2 separate regions of the Homo sapiens genome follow, and region 2 is linked to region 1. A link is a loop called in an ENCODE intact Hi-C map of the cell type or tissue named here. Cell type or tissue: CD14-positive monocyte. All regions are shown on one strand.

Region 1 (8,000 bases):
GACAAGGCTCTCAAACTTGCTCCAAGTAGCTGCTGAGAAGGGGATGTGCAAACGCCTGGGCCTCCCAATCATCTCCTAGACTCTCTCCCTCCACAGAGGCCATCAGCTAGATATGAGCCCAGAGCCCAGAGCCCACCCTGAGGCTGACCCACCACAGAGCTCCAAGAACTAAGGGTACCCAGACGGTCCCGTGGAGACGGCCCAGCTGGGCCTCTCTGGCTAGAGGGTGGGAAAGCAAGCTAGCTGGGTCCTGAGATGCTGACCCTGCACCAGCACCAAGGCCCAGACAGTGGTAAGGGCCCAAGTGGTAGGAATCCACAGGCATGAGCCAAGGGCTTGCTCTGGAGGGTTCCTGCTGGCCTAGCCTTAGGGTGACACTGGCCAGAAGAATGCTACCTCGAACCAACAGAGTGATCATGAAAAGCTACAAGACAATCAGACCAAAGGCATCTAACCACTTCAAAATCCTCCCAGCCTCCCTGCCAGACCACCCAGCAGCACTGCCGTTATCTGCCAGGGCTGAGTGTTTACCAATAACGGGAACCAGCTTTGCTGTTTTACTGCAAGCTTTATAAGGATAAAAACAAGGGCTGGGCTCATGCAGCCTCTGGTTGCTGGGACACAGGAGTCCATTTGCTCAAGCAGTTTAAGCCATGGATCAGCCATGAGAATGTGAACTACTTTGATTATTAAACAGTTTTCTTTGCCCCACGCGTTCCCTACTCCCCTGCAAATCCCATCTTACACACGCACAGCAGGGCTCTGCCTGCCTGGCCCCCAGGCCGTGGGGCGTGTGTGGAGGGGGCTGCTGTGCACATGCAAGGCCGCTCTGCCCTTCCCGCCTGACTCACCGATGAGGGGCACCACCAGGATGTACTTCCTGCTCTCCAGCAGCCGCGCCAGACTGGCCAGGTGGTCAATGAAGCCGTTGGTGTCTGGTACGAGGAACAAAGGTCTGATTTCGAGCTCCATCTGCCTCATCTGACTGTGGTCCTCCAGGACAGCCTATGGGGACAGAGTGGTGAATGAGCCAGACAGCGAGCAGGCAAGCAGGTGGGTGAGCCAGGGCCCTGACACTACGGTGTGTCAGCATCCTGCCCCTAGGAACCTCTTCCCCTCCACAGTAATAACCAGTCCCCGTCGGGTCTCAGGGATAGGCCCAAGGGCTGAGCATAGCACTGCAATAAAAACAGAGCTCAAGGGGCCCAGGGAATGGCATGGGTACAACCCTGCCGAGGGCTGAGAAAGGATCCTGAGGATATTCAACATAACAGGTCTCTCAAAGTAAGACTGGGACTCAAATTCAACAAGGGAGAATTAGGTTCCTTAGATATGAAAGTGGTTTCACATACATTATCTAGAAAGCCTACAGAGGAGGTACTTTTCAATCTAGACATGAAAATGCAAACAGAATCTGTTATTTTGACTTACTTCACTGTGTAGCTAAAACAAAACAAAACAAAATAAAATATACCCTGGGCAACATGCTGAAACCCCGTCTCTACAAAAAAAAAAAAAAATTAGCTGGGTGTGGTGGCACACGCCTGTGGTCCCAGCTACTTGGGAGGCTGACATGGGAGGATTGCCTGAGCTCTGGAGGCGGAGGCTGCAGCGAGCCGAGATCACACCACTGCACTCCACCCTGGGTGACAGAACGAGACCCTGTCTCAAAAAACAAAAACAACAACAACAAACAACGAACAATGAAGTTGAACTCAAAGGCTATACAAAAAAGTGATACTGACAGCTAATAATACGAAATTCTCCTGCAGCAGCAGCCGAAGTCCGTGCAATGTGATGAATTAAGACTCAACTCATGTGTCTGCAAAGAGCAACACCCAGGTCGATCACAATGGCCCACCACCTTGCCCTTGACCAGCGCAGTTTCCTAAACACGGGTCTTTTCTGTTCTACCTCTGCTCCTTTGCCACGAATCTGTACCAGCTACACTATTATTTACTCGACGTTTTTCTTTAAACTGACTTTGTCACTTTTTTTCTTAGCCTCTTCTTCAGCAACCATATCGTGGTACTAAGCAATTGACAGCCTAGTCATATGCTTACTAGTGCAAGCTAAACTGCCAAACAAAAAGTAGACAAAAGAATAAAAGCAGAAGAGTCTCCTTGGCCCCACTGTCCCACCGCCTCCTCTAGCACCTCTCACCAAGCACGTGGCCCAGCGCTTGCCTTCCCTGTGGACTTTCACATTTCTCAGGGAAGTTCCCGAGAGATGCACATTTGCAAAAGCCTGATTTTCTTCTCTGACAGCCTTACACGTGTGGCAGCGGCCCTTCGAGACCGGCTCTGGGTATGTCTGCCACTACAGAACATGGCCACTACTGCACTGCTTCCTCTTCTGGGGACCATGGCCAAGAATCGAACTGATCTGCTGGCATCTGCCCAGACAGCATGCTCCCTGAGTAGGGAGGTGGAGGGCACCCACACAAACCTGGCGGGGCCAGGAGGGCAGGTCCCAGCCCTGTCACACCCTCTCATGGCCTTCTGCCACAGAGCAACTTGCAGAGACCCAGATGCAGGCACAGGGCTGGGGAAGTGGACGTGCGTGCCAACCGAGATGGGGCCCACAGTGCTGGTCCTGGCCACCAACAGTCAGTGAGGAGGCTGCTCAGGTTTCACTGACAATGACAGTAAAACTGAAAGGGCATGCCTTCAAATGATGGGGGTGGCTTCTCTGTGACCTGCCAGGGACCTCTCCCTATGAGTAAGTTGTTGCTGCCACTGCCACCACAGCTGGTAAAGGCACAGGCTACAGAACGCTGGCAGGCATGAGAAATGCAGCTCAGGGGCCCGCTCTGCTGAAGTCTTCCTACTGATCTCACCTCATGAGAGCAAGGTGCCACTACTGCGGGCTACCTTCCCATGGGAGGCGGGGTCACTGACCCTCTACATAGGGCTGCCACCTAGAGGGTGACAGGCATTCCAACAAACCTGGCTTGGGCAGTTTGTAAGAACAGGAAATGGTCCCTGCTCAGGTTCAGTAAACCCCTCTGCCCTTTCTCCTCTTGCGGAGGAGCATCAGCACTCTCGTTCCTCATTTCTCAGGCCATGCGCTCTCCGTCTAGCTCTTCTGTTGCCAGGCATGCTCTCCTGGTACCGTGGCTCTCAAATCTGTCTTTCTGGGTGAGCAGGGACAGAACAAGCATGGCTTAGGGAGACGTGGGAGCAGTGGCAGCTGGAGTGACAGGGGCTGGGGGTCCGGCTCTGCACTGCGCCTCTGCCTCTGCCTCTGCCCCGCAAGTCCACTACCATCTCAGTTCTCCTGCCTTGAGAAACAACCGTCCAGCCTGGTCTGACTCTATCAAGGAAGTGGCTGCCATTTTTTTTTTTACCCTATGTGAACAGTCAGCTCCTAAGCCCTGGTACCATCCTACCTCTATTGCTGGCAATTAGGCAGGAGAGCCTTGAAGCCAGGTGGCTGAGGGATGCTGGGGACAAACTGAGCCTACCTGTGTGTTCTGATGGCAGGACAGAAGAAAAATCTAGAAGCGAGGTCCAGAGACGCTCTAAATTCCCCGGGTTCTTAGCTCTGGCTTGCAGCTAGAAAGGTGAATAGGCCGCAGCCTTTCAGAGGGGGCTTCCCTGGGTGTGGGGTGGGGCCAAGCCCCGTGAGGGTGGTCAGAGCTGTGCTGCCATCATCCGGTCCCAGGGACGCCCGCAGACAACTTCCCTTAACCTGGCTCTGCCCAGTGAGTCACCAAACAACTGCTTCCTGTTCCCCGCATGCCCTCATGGAGTCTCAGGAGATGAGATGAAGCTGCTCCCTTTTCTCCTGGGGTACCGGTGGGCCTCTGGGCGGGGGGGGTCACACCTGGGTCACAAGACTGGCTCAGTCCCCTTAAAAAGAGTGGCAGGCGGAGGAGGGCTTCGGAGTCCACAGGCACCCTTCTACGGGTGTCTGCATTTCCGGCCCTTTCTGAGTGGCGCTGTGTGTGTGTGTGTGTTTAGCATCTGCCCTCCCAACTTTTCCAGATTTTACCCGTCAGATTCCTGGCAGCTGTGCACGGCGCCTGTGCCGGCCGTCACGTCCCATTCCGATCTCTGGGTCGCACGGTAAGAGGAGGACACAGGATGCGCAGGGAGTGAAAAAGTGATGTCGGTGGGGAGAGTGCCAAGTCCCCACTCGCAGCCATGGGACACTTGGGGAGCAGGGGAAGCATGCCGCTGCAGAGTTCAGAGGCCGGTAGTGAGGTTTATTTTTGTTTGTATGAGTAAAAAGCTGCAGAAGCCTCTGGTGGGGGTGAGGGGGGTGCAACCGGAATGCTGTGGTTCAGACAGACTGGCCCTGGCATGGAGTCAAGCGTGCTGACCCGGAAGGAGAGTTCCACAGGAACCTTCTAACAGCAGCTGAGGTTGGGCCACAGTGATCCCTGGATAGTGCCCTTGGAACCCAAGCAACACACGGACACTCTGAATCAGGTTGGTAGCAATAAGGACCCAAGTTGGCATAAAATGTGGAAGAAAAAAATAATTCTGTTTCTGGAAGGTGCTAAGTAACTAACTTTCTCTAAGGTATGGGAGTTTCCTGGAGCAAGCTGGCAGAGAACTGGGAAAGAGATCATATACAATAATACCTAAGGAGGAAGCTAACAGGCTTGGGTCTCCAGGAAAAACTTTTGCAGGTTAAGTTCCTTCTCTACGGTGGAGATGATCTTATGATGCTTACCGCTGCAAGCTGAGACACTGAACATTACAAGTAACAGCAATTCAATGAGCTGACACAGGAGGTGTGGCACTTGGAGAACCTGGATCATGAAGCAGAGCAAGACCAGGAGAGGGCCTTCTGAGGTCTTCCTTCTGCTTAGGGGCTCCCATAGGGAGTGCGGCTGCTTCCTTCCCTCTACAGGGTGAAGAATCATTCATCCCTGAGCCTCTCTGGCCAGAGCAATGTCTTCAACAGAAATTAGAAGCTTTGTAACACAGGAAATTTCCACATTCACCTTATATATGAAAGTACCTAGCAAAGTGCCTGACACATATTAGTAACTCAATAAATGCCAGCTTCCTTTCTTCCTTCCTAACTCTATTTTTTATTTTCTACATATCCAGAGCATAAATATCAGGGGGAAACCACCAGGAAATAGAACTGGGGATGAGGAGGGGTGGAGCAGAGGACTACTGATGTGTTTTTTTTGTTTTGTTTTGTTTTGTTTTGTTTGAGACGGAGTCTTGCTCTGATGCCTATGCTGGAGTGTAGTGGCGTGATCTCGGCTCACTGCAATCTCTGCCTCTCAGATTCAAGCGATTCTCCTGCCTCAGCCTCCCAAGTAGCTGGGATTACAAGCGTGAGCCAACACGCCCGGCTAATTTTTGTATTTTTAGTAGAGATGGGGTTTCACCATGTTGGCCACACTGGTCTCAAACTCCCGACCTCAGGTGATCCGCCCGCCTCGGTCCCCCAAAGTGCTGGGATTACAGGCGTAAGCCACTGTGCCCAGCGTTTTTTTGTTTTGTTTTGTTTTGTTTTAAAGAGACACGAGTCTCAGACCAGGCACGGTGGCTCACGCCTATAATCCCAGCACTTTGGGAGGCCAAGGCGGGTGGATCATGAGGTCAGGAGTTCGAGACCAGCCTGGCCAACATCGCGGAACCCCGTCTCTACTAAAAATACAAAAATTAGCTGGACGTGGTGGCTCATGCCTGTAATCCCAGCTACTCGGGAGGCTGAGGCAGGAGAATTGCTTGAACCCAGGCAGCAGAGGTTGCTGTGAGCCGAGATGGTGCCACTGCACTCCAGCCTGGGCAACAGAGCGAGACTCCGTCTCAAAAAAAAAAAAAAAAAAAAAGAGACAGAGTCTCATCCAAGCCTGACCAACATGGTGAAACCCCATCTCTACTAAAAATATAAAAATTAGCCAGGCGTGGTGGCACGTGCTTGTAATCCCAGCACTTTGGGAGGCAGAGGTAGGCGGATCACTTGAGGTCAGGAGTTTGAGACCAGCATGGACAATATAGTAAAACCCCATCTCTACTAAAACTACAAAAATCAGCCGGGGATGGTGGCACATGCCTGTAGTCCCAGCTACTCGGGAGGCTGAGGCAGGAGAATCGCTTAAACCCGGGAGGCAGCGGTTACAGTGAGCCGAGACCATGCCACTGCACTCCATCCAGCCTGGGTGATAAGAGCAAAACTCCATCTCAAAAAAAGAGAGAGAGAGAGTCTAACTCTGTCACTCAGGCTGGAGTGCAGTGGTGCGATCACAGGTCACTGTAGCCTGAAACTCCCAGGCTCAAGTGATCCTCCCGCCTCAGCCTCCTGAGTAGCTGGGACTACAGGTGTGTGCCACCATGCCCGCGCTTCTGATTTCTATGAAAAGACTTATTGTATATATGTATCTTAACTATGTGGATGTACATGAAAAACTGGAAATAAAATAAAAATAGGAACAGTGGGTGAGATAAGCACTGGCTAACTGTTCATCCTGGGCCAGCAGAAGCCAACGAGGGCAGATACTGAGGGTGCTAGAAAAGGCAGGCAGAGCCACCAGCAGCATCCCCTGGGAGCAGGAGGAGGAGCATCTTCATTTGGGGTACACTGCAAATGAAAAACTGCTGCTTAGAACTCCTTTTCTGGATGTCCAAATGTACCACAGAGCTTAATATATTCTTGCACTCTTTTTAAAAGTGATAACTATGGCAATTTGTTTGCTATTTCTTACTGTTTTAGGAGGACTCATCTTATTTTCAAACTAGACTGTCAAGTGCTCAAGGAGAACTGCCTACTTTTCTTGCAGTTTCCATTGTCATACCTCCCATACCGCCTGTTGTATCATAGGACTTCGGGGGACAGTGGGCTCAGTCACTGGCTCTCAGAGCTGAAGGGCACTTAAAGATAATCGGATTGAATTTTAACTGATAACTTGATCTAAAAAGCCAAAGAAGCAGGCAGGCCCTTTCCTGATGGAGAGGGAGGGGCAGGGCTAAGCATGACACCTTTGAGCTTGCTCTGAGCAGCAGCCTGAGGGCGTTTCAGACAGTGGCCTGGCCACTCTGTGGGAAGCCAGGCCCCCAGTGGATGGTGCTGGAGCAAAAGCTGGGGCCCAGCACTCAGGTTTTGGGGAGGCTGGAGCGGGTCTGGGTGGGAAGGGCGGATGCCCGCTCCACAGGCTGATGTGCTTTCCTGCCTTGACGTGAACGTGCCCCCGGCCTGGTGCTGTGCTGGCTCCCACCCTGTCTCCGACAGCCAGGAGCCAGGCCTGAGTGTCTGCCTTCCGCCAGCTTCCATACAGGTGTGGGGGGCTCTGTGTATACCCCATTGTTCCACAACAGCCCCCCCTAGCTGGGTGGCAGTATGAATGGACGGCAGCTAAATTTAGAGTGGAACTCCTGGGGCCACCACAAAGGAGGGACTACATCTTCAGGAGGGCGGGTGGGCGGGAAAGGGACAGGGGAGAGAAGCTATTTTGAGAACACATGTCATTGCTGGCCACAGAGCAAGACTGTGGCCATAATGCTGAGGGAAACAATAGATGTGGCCAGAGGAAGAGCCTGTTATGTTTCAGGTGGGATGTTTGCAACTGCTCAGGAAACCTGACCCCGCCCGACAGCAGCACAAATCACAGCAAAGCCTCAGAGAGGCAGTGAGGAAGCGGGGGATTCACAGGGCCAGGGCCAGCATGAGGTGCCAAGAGGCCACGCCTCATGCCTGGAGGAGCATTTTCAGTGACTGCTTTGCCCTGGTGGTTTGGTTAGGAATCAAACACTTCTGACCAACTTCCCAAACCATGTACCCTGCCCTGGTCTCTGAACAACTCCAAATGGCAATGGGAACAAAAAGAACTCAGGAGAAAAGCAGCAAGGTGGGCAGAACCCACAGGAGGAGCTGTCTCAGGCAACAAGACAGAGCGTGGGCTGAGCCGGAGAGTGTGGCCTCAAAGCCCTGGGTGGGCGGACTTGGCGCCCCCAGCATCCAGGGGCCTGCCTGGGCGCTGCAGCTCCAGCTGCACAGGCTCTGAGAGCTCCCCACACCCCTTTTCTGACCTC
Region 2 (8,000 bases), 66 kb after region 1:
GATACATTTCTGCCAGCCAGGTGACCATATTTTCAGCTTTTTCTGCAGGTAGGATAGCCATGTGACTCTTGAGATGTAAATAGAACTTTTACGTAAAACCTTGAAGAAGTCTCTTTAAATATATGGGGCATACCCTTTCTGTTTTCTTCCTCCATTAAGCTGCCTGCTGATGCTCTACTAACCATCTTGGGATGGGACCACATTGTAGGATGTTGTATACTGAGCTGGAGGTTCCAGTGTCTGCCAACTTGGGGAAGCCAAGTGGTAGAGCCCGAACACTAGCCCTGGACTGCCTATGTCTAGACTCTTGATGTAAGAGGATAAAACTGTATGTTTAGGCCTCTTATTCACCTAAATCTAATACAAAATGATAGTTCTGGGTTCTGACCTAGTATTGTCATATGATCTCAGATAAATCAGTCTAAGTCTTAATCTTCTCAGCTGTAAAATGTGATAATGCCCACTTTGGGAGGCCGATGTGGGTGGATCACAAGGTCAGGAGTTCGAGACCAGCCTGTCCAATACGGTGAAACCCCATCTCTACTAAAAATACAAAAACTAGCTGGGCATGGTGGTGCACGCCTGTAATCCCAGCAATTTGGGAGGCCGAGGCAGGCGAATTGCTTGAACCCAAGAGGCGAAGGTTGCAGTGAGCCGAGATCGTGCCTACAACCTGGGAGCCTGGGCGATAAGAGCGAGACTCCATCTCAAAAAAAAAAAAAAAAAAAAAAAAAAAAAGATAATGCCTCCTAGAACTGTAGTGGAAATCAAATGAAATAATACATCATGATAGCACTACGGAAAATGCTGATGTAAGTTTTATCTATGAAAATGAAACACTGAGATTGGAAAAGCAAGTGTTAACAATGAAGGCATAAAGACAAAATCACTTTTTAAGAAGTCTATGAAAGGAGGCTGTTTATAAGAGTAGACAAATTCCTTATAGAAGGTCATGAAAATTGATCATGTTGGAGATAATATTCTGAATCCTGCTAAATACACTACTAAATTATCTCAGTAGGAATCTTGTAATTTTCCACTCTTTGAAGTCCATGGCTTCTGATGCTGATTCATTCCTAATTAAATGGCTTTAGCTATTCAAATCCTAGTATCTCCCTCTCAATATCCTCCCTGTCATCATCCCAGACCTTTTTTAAAAAGTTTTATTTTAATTTATTTTTTTTTTTGAGACAGAGTCTCACTCTGTCACCCAGGCTGGAGTTCCGTGGCACGAACTCGGCTCATTGCAACTTCTGCCTCCTGGGTTCAAGTGATTCTCCTACCTCAGGCTCCCGACTAGCTGGGATTACAGGCGTGAGCCACCATGCCTGGCTAATTTTTGTATTTTTAGTAGAAATGGAGTTTTGCCATGTTGGCGAGGCTGGTCTCAAATTCCTGACCTCAGGTGATCCACCTGCCTCGGCCTCCCAAAGTGCTGGGATTACAGGCATGAGCCACTGCACCCAGCCTAATAGTTTTATTTTAAATTGACAAATAGTAATTGTATATATTTATGAAGCACAATGTGATGTTTTGATAAATGTATACATGTGGAACAATCAAATTGGACTATGTAACACATTCGTCATCTCATATACTTATTTATTTGTGGTGAGAACATTAAAAATCTATTCTTTAAGCTATTTTGAAATATACATTATTCACTCTAGTCACCATGCTGTACAACAGATCACAAGAACCTACTCCTCTTGTCTAATAAAAACTCTGTATCCTTTGCCCAACGTCTCCTCTTTCCCCGTCCACCCCCACCAACCCCAATCTTAAAAACTGAGTTATACTTAGTGACTTTATCACAAAGCAAAGCTGTCTAAGAGAACCTTATGGCAATAATGGAAATGTTCTATATTATGCTTGACAATACAGTACCCATTAGTCTCATGTGGTTACTGACCACTAGAAATGTGACTAGTGTGACTGAAGAATTGATTTTTCAATTTTACTTAATTTTAATTAACTAAGTTTTGACTGATTGATTGAAACAGTGTTCTCACTCTGTCACCCAGGCTGGAGTGCAGTGGTGCAATCACAGCTCACTATAGCCTTAACCTCTCAGGCTCAAGCAATCTTCCCACCTTAGCCCCTTGAGTAGCTGGGACTACAGGCGCTACCACCATGCCCAGCTAACTTAAATTTTGTGTAGAGATGGAATCTCACTATGTTGTCCAGGCTGGTCTTGAACGCTTGGACTCAATCCTCCCACACTGGCCTCTCAAAGTGCTGGGATTACAGGCATGAGATACCACACCTAGCCTATATATATATTTATGTGTGTGTGTGTGTGTGTGTGTGTGTGTGTGTGTGTGTGTCTGTGTGTGTATATATACAGATATAAATATATACATATTTTTTGAGACAGAGTCTCGCTCTGTCGCCCAGGCTGGAGTGCAGTGGTGTGATCTTGGCTCACTGAAACCTCTGCCCTGGGGTTCAAGCGATTTTCACGTCTCAGTTTCCTGAGTAGCTGGGATTACAGGCATGCACACCATGCCTGGCTAATTTTTGTATTTTTAGCATAGACGGGGTTTCACCATGTTGGCTAGGCTGGTCTCGAACTCCTGACCTCAGCCTCCCAAAGTGCTGGGATTACAGGCATGAGTCACTGCGCCTGGCCAATTAATTTAAGTAGACAAATGTGGCTAGTGACTGTTATCAGTCAACCACACAGTGAGCTCTAAGAAATAGAAGTAAATCATGGCATTTCTTCATTTCTATCTCATCTATCTCATTGATTCTAAATATCTGTGGCAAAATGTTTCCTTTTCGCCTGCTCCTGACACTCCTTGGAAAGTCTCCATTTCCCTATTCAGAATTTGGATTTAATGATCTTTCCAGAGGAATAGACACATATGTTCAACACACACACGCATACGCACACAGAGTCCTAAGTCAAACTCAGGGAAAACTTTACTGAATACACCAAAATAGCTGGATTCATGGAATTCACCAAAAAATGCACCAAAGACGATTCAATCCCTGAAAAGGCCTCACCTTTTTTTCCTTTTTTTTTTTTTAGCTTTTTTGTCTAAAGACACCAGAATTTCAATTATCCTTCTTGGTAAGTCCTTACATAAGTTTAGTATGTTCTTTTTATTAAATAAAACACAAGAAAAAACAGGCATGTTCTGCTCCTGAAAGATCAAATTAAGGTCAGGCATGATGGCTCACGCTTGTAATTTCAGCACTTTGGGAGGCCGAGGCAGGAGAATTGCTTGAGCCAGGAGTTCAAGAACAGGCTGGGCAACATGGTGAGACCTCTTCTTTACAAAAAAATAAAATAAAAAAATTAGCTGGGCATGGTGGCACACGCCTGTAGTCCCAGCTACCTTGGAGGCTGAGGTAGGAGGATCGCTACTTGAACCCAGGAGGTGGAGGTTGCAGTGAGCGCAGATCCCGCCGCTGCACTCCAGCCTGGGTGACAGAGTGAGACCCTGACTCAAAAAAAGGATCCAGCTAAAAGAAATGGTTTGAATGCAGGTTACTAACCACGGAACGCTTCTTGGTACAGGTTACTACTACCACACTAATAGGTAGACAGGAGAAAAGCAACTCTCCAGAAGGGAGTACCAAAAGTGGTGATATACGGAGAAATGTTTTTCCAGCTCAAAAGAAACACACTAGAACAAACACCCTAACCTTGATGACCCCCACAGGCTGCTATTCAGGTGCTCATGTTTTCGATGTGAGCCAAAGTGTCATTCCTTAAAAAACTCCTTGATGTGACTCCAAGAAATGGTGTGACAGTACTCGCTGCAGATTCGCTTACAGGCACGCCAGCAGGACCTTTCACATGCAAATGGGCTTACTCATCACAGCTGTCAGGGTTCTCGGGGAGGAGTTTAAAAGAAAAGGCAACACTTCCCTCTCAGTGAACTGAGGAGTGTGGCTGACCCTGATTAAGTGAGAATGAAGGGATAAAAGACACCTGGAGAATGACCCCAGCAAGCAGAAAGCGCCATGGGACTAGGTCTTGAGAGAACTTGATGGGAATTGAAAGTCTTTGGCTCTATAGATTCTCTGATTCAGTCAGCCCACCTTGATTGGTTTTGGCACATCCCCCACCCGCAAGCTGGCTTAGATATTCATGGACCTTAGTACAGAATCCAAATGTCCTCTGTATCTCCAAGTCAGATCTTCCTTGTCTTTACAGCAGGAGTGCCTGTCAACCATGTCATTCAGCTAGGCCTCACTGGCTCTTCCTCACACAGCCCTCATAAGACATGAGCACCACACTAGACACTTGGGGATGGCGGTTGGAGAGTAGTATCACGGAGCTCACAATCGAATTGTCCAGTGTGTAGTCTTAAAGGCAGATGCAGACAGAAAGAGCTGAGCGATGGCCCAGAACTGTGTCCACACCTGGAAAATGCCTTTGGTGTTGTTATATCACAACATGGAAATACAGTTATTTAGTAGGAGGCAGGAAAAAAAAAACACCCTGGAATTTCAGAAAGAAGAAAAAAAATATACGGTAAAGGTAGGCAGTGGCTGGGATTAGTGAAAATGACAGTGAAAGCTTTAGATTTTTTCAAATGTAAAGGTTAGGGAAATGAGAACTGGATACTCAAACACTCCAAGATAAAGAAGCCTGTCCCCCATCTACAGGAAGTTTATCCCTGACATCTAAATAGTCATGTTTTAAAATCAACAAGTTTGCTGGTTCTCAGCTGCCACTAACCAGAACCCCCAGTGGCTGTGGCCTACAGTGTAGACAGACTGTGCCCAGCCAGACTAAATGAAGACATATAACCGGAAGTCAGCCACCAGCCTGACCCCTCCCAGTTTCAGGAGGAGACTGAGCAAAACACTATCCAGCTACAGGAGTAGTAGACCAGATGCTTTAACCCTAGCAGCATGGGGTACAAAGGACCCCACATATGAATCAGCAGATTCAGAGAGTAAGTGGTCTATGACCCAAGGAAACTCTAAGAATAAGAATGGAAACTTACCAGCAAGGTCAGCAGGACTTTTGGTTTCCCCCACCTCTCTCCCTCCCTGTCCACTGCAGTTACATATTCATGTCCACAGTCACATATTTTTAAAATTTGATATAATTATCTCCTAGAAATTACTGTATGTAGCCTCTTGGGATCTAAAGCAATTAAGTGAAGATAAATGTATTTCATAGAGCAAGCTGTCAAAGGATAAAGCAATTTCATTCCCCATTTGAAGTGGAGGCTTGGGTCATGCATGGTTTATTTGAAACAAAGCCATCACCTAAAGCTGCTGATCTTATCTCTAACTCTGTTCTCCATTCCAAACTGCTGGAGATGTGTAGCGTGGCACTGCCTGAAGTTATGACATCTGGCTCAAGGCCAGCAGAACAAGCCAGCTCCTCTTCTAGGTTTCAAGCATAAGAGGACGAAAGTCATATTAAAAGACAGTAACTATACAGGTGAAGTCTGTTAAACCCTAAAAAAGGGAGATGTTTCCAGGGTATTGGGAGTGACTACAGAGGCATCTAACAATGGGGAAGTTGTGCAAGAAAAGGCAGAAGAAACAGCCCCCAAATGGGGTAGGTAAAATAAATGCCAAGGAACCAGATTTTTCTCTTCTGGGAGACACCAAACCAAACAGTGAGGCCTATTTCACCAAACAGCCTAAGAGATGGAAAGCACGCCAGACTGACAATCAAGAGCTCAGGGTTCTAGTACTATAAGACCGTGTGAAACTTATGGAAAAGTGCCTGCTTTTTTCTTTTTTTTTTTTTTGAGATGGAGTCTCACTCTGTCACCCAGGCTGGAGTGCAGTGGCGCGATCTCAGCTCACTGCACCCTTGGCCTCCCGGCATCAAGCGATTCTCCAGCCTCAACTTCCCAAGGAGCTGGGATCACAGGCGTGCGCCACCATGCCTGGCTAATTTTGTATTTTTAGTAGAGACGGGGTTTCGCCATGTTGGCCAGGCTGGTCTTGAACTCCTGACCGCAAGTGATCTGTCTGCCTTGGTTCCCAAAGTGCTGGGACTACAGGTGTGAGCCACTGTGCCAAGACATTTAACAAACAAATTTTTTTTTTGAGATGGAGTTTCGCTCTGTCACCCAGGCTGGAGTGCAGTGGTGTGATCTTGGCTCACTGTCACCTCTACCTCCTGAGTTTGAGCGATTCTCCTGCCTCAGCCTCCCAAGTAGCTGGGATTACAGGCGCATGCCACCATACCCGGCTAATTTTTGTATTTTTAGTAGAGATGGGATTTCACCATGTTGCCCAGGCTGCTCTCGAATTCCTGAGCTCATGTGATCCTCCCACCTCAGCCTCCCAAAGTGCTGGGATTACAGGCGTGAGCCACCACGCCCAGCTGGGAAACTGCCTGTTAACTAATTTTTTTTAAACTGTTAAGGGGCACTTTATTTTTGAGACAGGGTCTCACTCTGTCACCCATGCTGGAGTGCAGTAGTGAGACCTCGGCTCACTGCAACCTCCGCCTCCCAGGCTCCAGTGATCCTCCCACCTCAAACTCCCAAGTAGCTGGGACCACAGGCATGTGCAACCATGCCCAACTAGTTTTTGTACTTTTAGTAGAGATGGGGTTTTGCCATGCTGCCTAAGCTGGTCTCCTGATATCAAGTGATCTGCATGCCTCAGCCTCCCAAAGTGCTGGGGTTACAGGCGTAAGCCACTGCACCTGGCCTGACACTTTATTTTTTTAAATTCTTCATATCCAGGCCGGGTACGATGGCTCACACCTGTAATCCCAATACTTTGGGAGGCCAAGGTGGGTGGATCCTGAGGTCAGGAGATCAAGACCATCCTGGCTAGCATGGTGAAATCCTGTCTCTACTAAAAATGCAAAAAAATCAGCCGGGTGTGGTAGCACGCACCTGTTGTCCCAGCTACTTGGGAGGCTGAGGCAGGAGAATCGCTTGAACCTGGGAGGCGGAGGTTGCAGTGAGCCGAGATTGCACCACTGCACTCCAGCCTGGGTGACAGAGTGAGATTCCATCTCAAAAAAAAAAAAAAAAATTCTTCATATCCACATTGTATTCATTTTTATAACATGCAGTCAATGCAATATTTAGAAAGTAGTATTCAATTAAAAAAAAAAGCCATTGAAGCTGTCTTTAGGTGAAATCCATGCATGTCAGACCTTGTCTGAGCACTGCTTTTTACAGAAGCCTTGACAAACTGGAATTGCCTTTCAAGTATTAGTGCATTGGAATCACCTGGAGAGCTTGTTAAATGAGCCTGCTGGGCTCCACCCTCAACTGTTTATGATTCAAAAGGCTGAGGTAGGGCCTAAAACATTACAAGTTCCCAGGTGAATCTGATGCTGCTGGTAATGGCACAGAGAAATCTGGCCAGGAGAATGATCTAGAATTGCAGTGTTTAATACAGTAGCCACTAGCCACATGTGGATATTTCAATTTAACTACATTAAGATTTGTTTTTCGGTTGCACTAGCCACATTTCAAGTATTCAAAAGTCACATGTGGCCAGTGGCTACCATAGAGGATGGTGTGGAAATAGTAACTTTCCATCATTACAGTACTAAACACTGCATCATTACATAAAGTCCTATAATATTTCGCAGCACTGGCCAAGAATCTATTTGATTGCACTGGTTTGTTTAGCTTAGAGAAAAGAAAACGTAAAGAGAATTTCAAGTATAACTAAGGTGTGTCAGATATAGAAAAAACAGACTTTGTGATTTTGAGAAAACTTTTAAAAAATCATTAAGTGGGAATTACAGGAAGGCAGGCTGTGTTCAGTTTGAGAAGGAACTTTTTTTTCTTAGAGATGCGGTCTTGCTCTGTCACCCAGGCTGGAGTGCAGTGGCACAATCACAGCTCACTGTAACCTTGAAATCCTGGGCTCAAGTGATCCTCCTGCCTCAGCCACTTGAATGGCTAGGACCACAGGTGTGCACACCATACCCGCTAATTTTTAAAAAATTTTTTTGCAGAGGCAGGGTCTTGCTATGTTGCATGGCTGGTCTTGAACTCCTGGGCTCAAGTGCTCCTCCTACCTTGGCCTCCCAAAGTGCT

The links. Hi-C counts contacts between places; a loop is a spot of excess contacts. Peaks named below come from ENCODE experiments on the same cell type or tissue, not always from the same donor. Only the 100,000 strongest peaks of a DNase experiment are listed, where the experiment ranks them.
Region 2: a loop joins it to region 1, with 2.7 times the contacts of the local background. A loop is called at or near these places in 9 of 110 quality-filtered maps.

Annotation. Positions count from the first base shown.
Region 1 is chr17:2,067,927-2,075,926 of GRCh38, forward strand. It overlaps SMG6 (SMG6 nonsense mediated mRNA decay factor), which reads right to left. Exons shown (of 19, transcript NM_017575.5): 16 at 852-1,005. LOC107984988 (a long non-coding RNA gene) reads left to right here and starts at 3,670. Exons shown (of 2, transcript XR_001752757.2): 1 at 3,670-3,794; 2 at 3,990-5,038. RefSeq lists enhancers at 2,303-2,522, 2,843-2,902, 3,273-4,472, 7,289-7,978, 7,755-7,834 and 1 more. In CD14-positive monocyte, no CTCF peak of the experiment used is centred here; DNase peaks (open chromatin) are centred at 2,676 and 3,685; H3K27ac peaks cover 641 bases.
Region 2 is chr17:2,133,711-2,141,710 of GRCh38, forward strand. All of the region lies in intron 13 of SMG6 (SMG6 nonsense mediated mRNA decay factor), which reads right to left. Among named protein-coding and RNA genes, the nearest start is that of SMG6-AS1, 48 kb to the left of the region's middle. RefSeq lists enhancers at 3,714-3,763, 5,309-5,508 and a silencer at 4,689-4,888. In CD14-positive monocyte, no CTCF peak of the experiment used is centred here; DNase peaks (open chromatin) are centred at 3,801, 4,761 and 5,431; H3K27ac peaks cover 2,531 bases.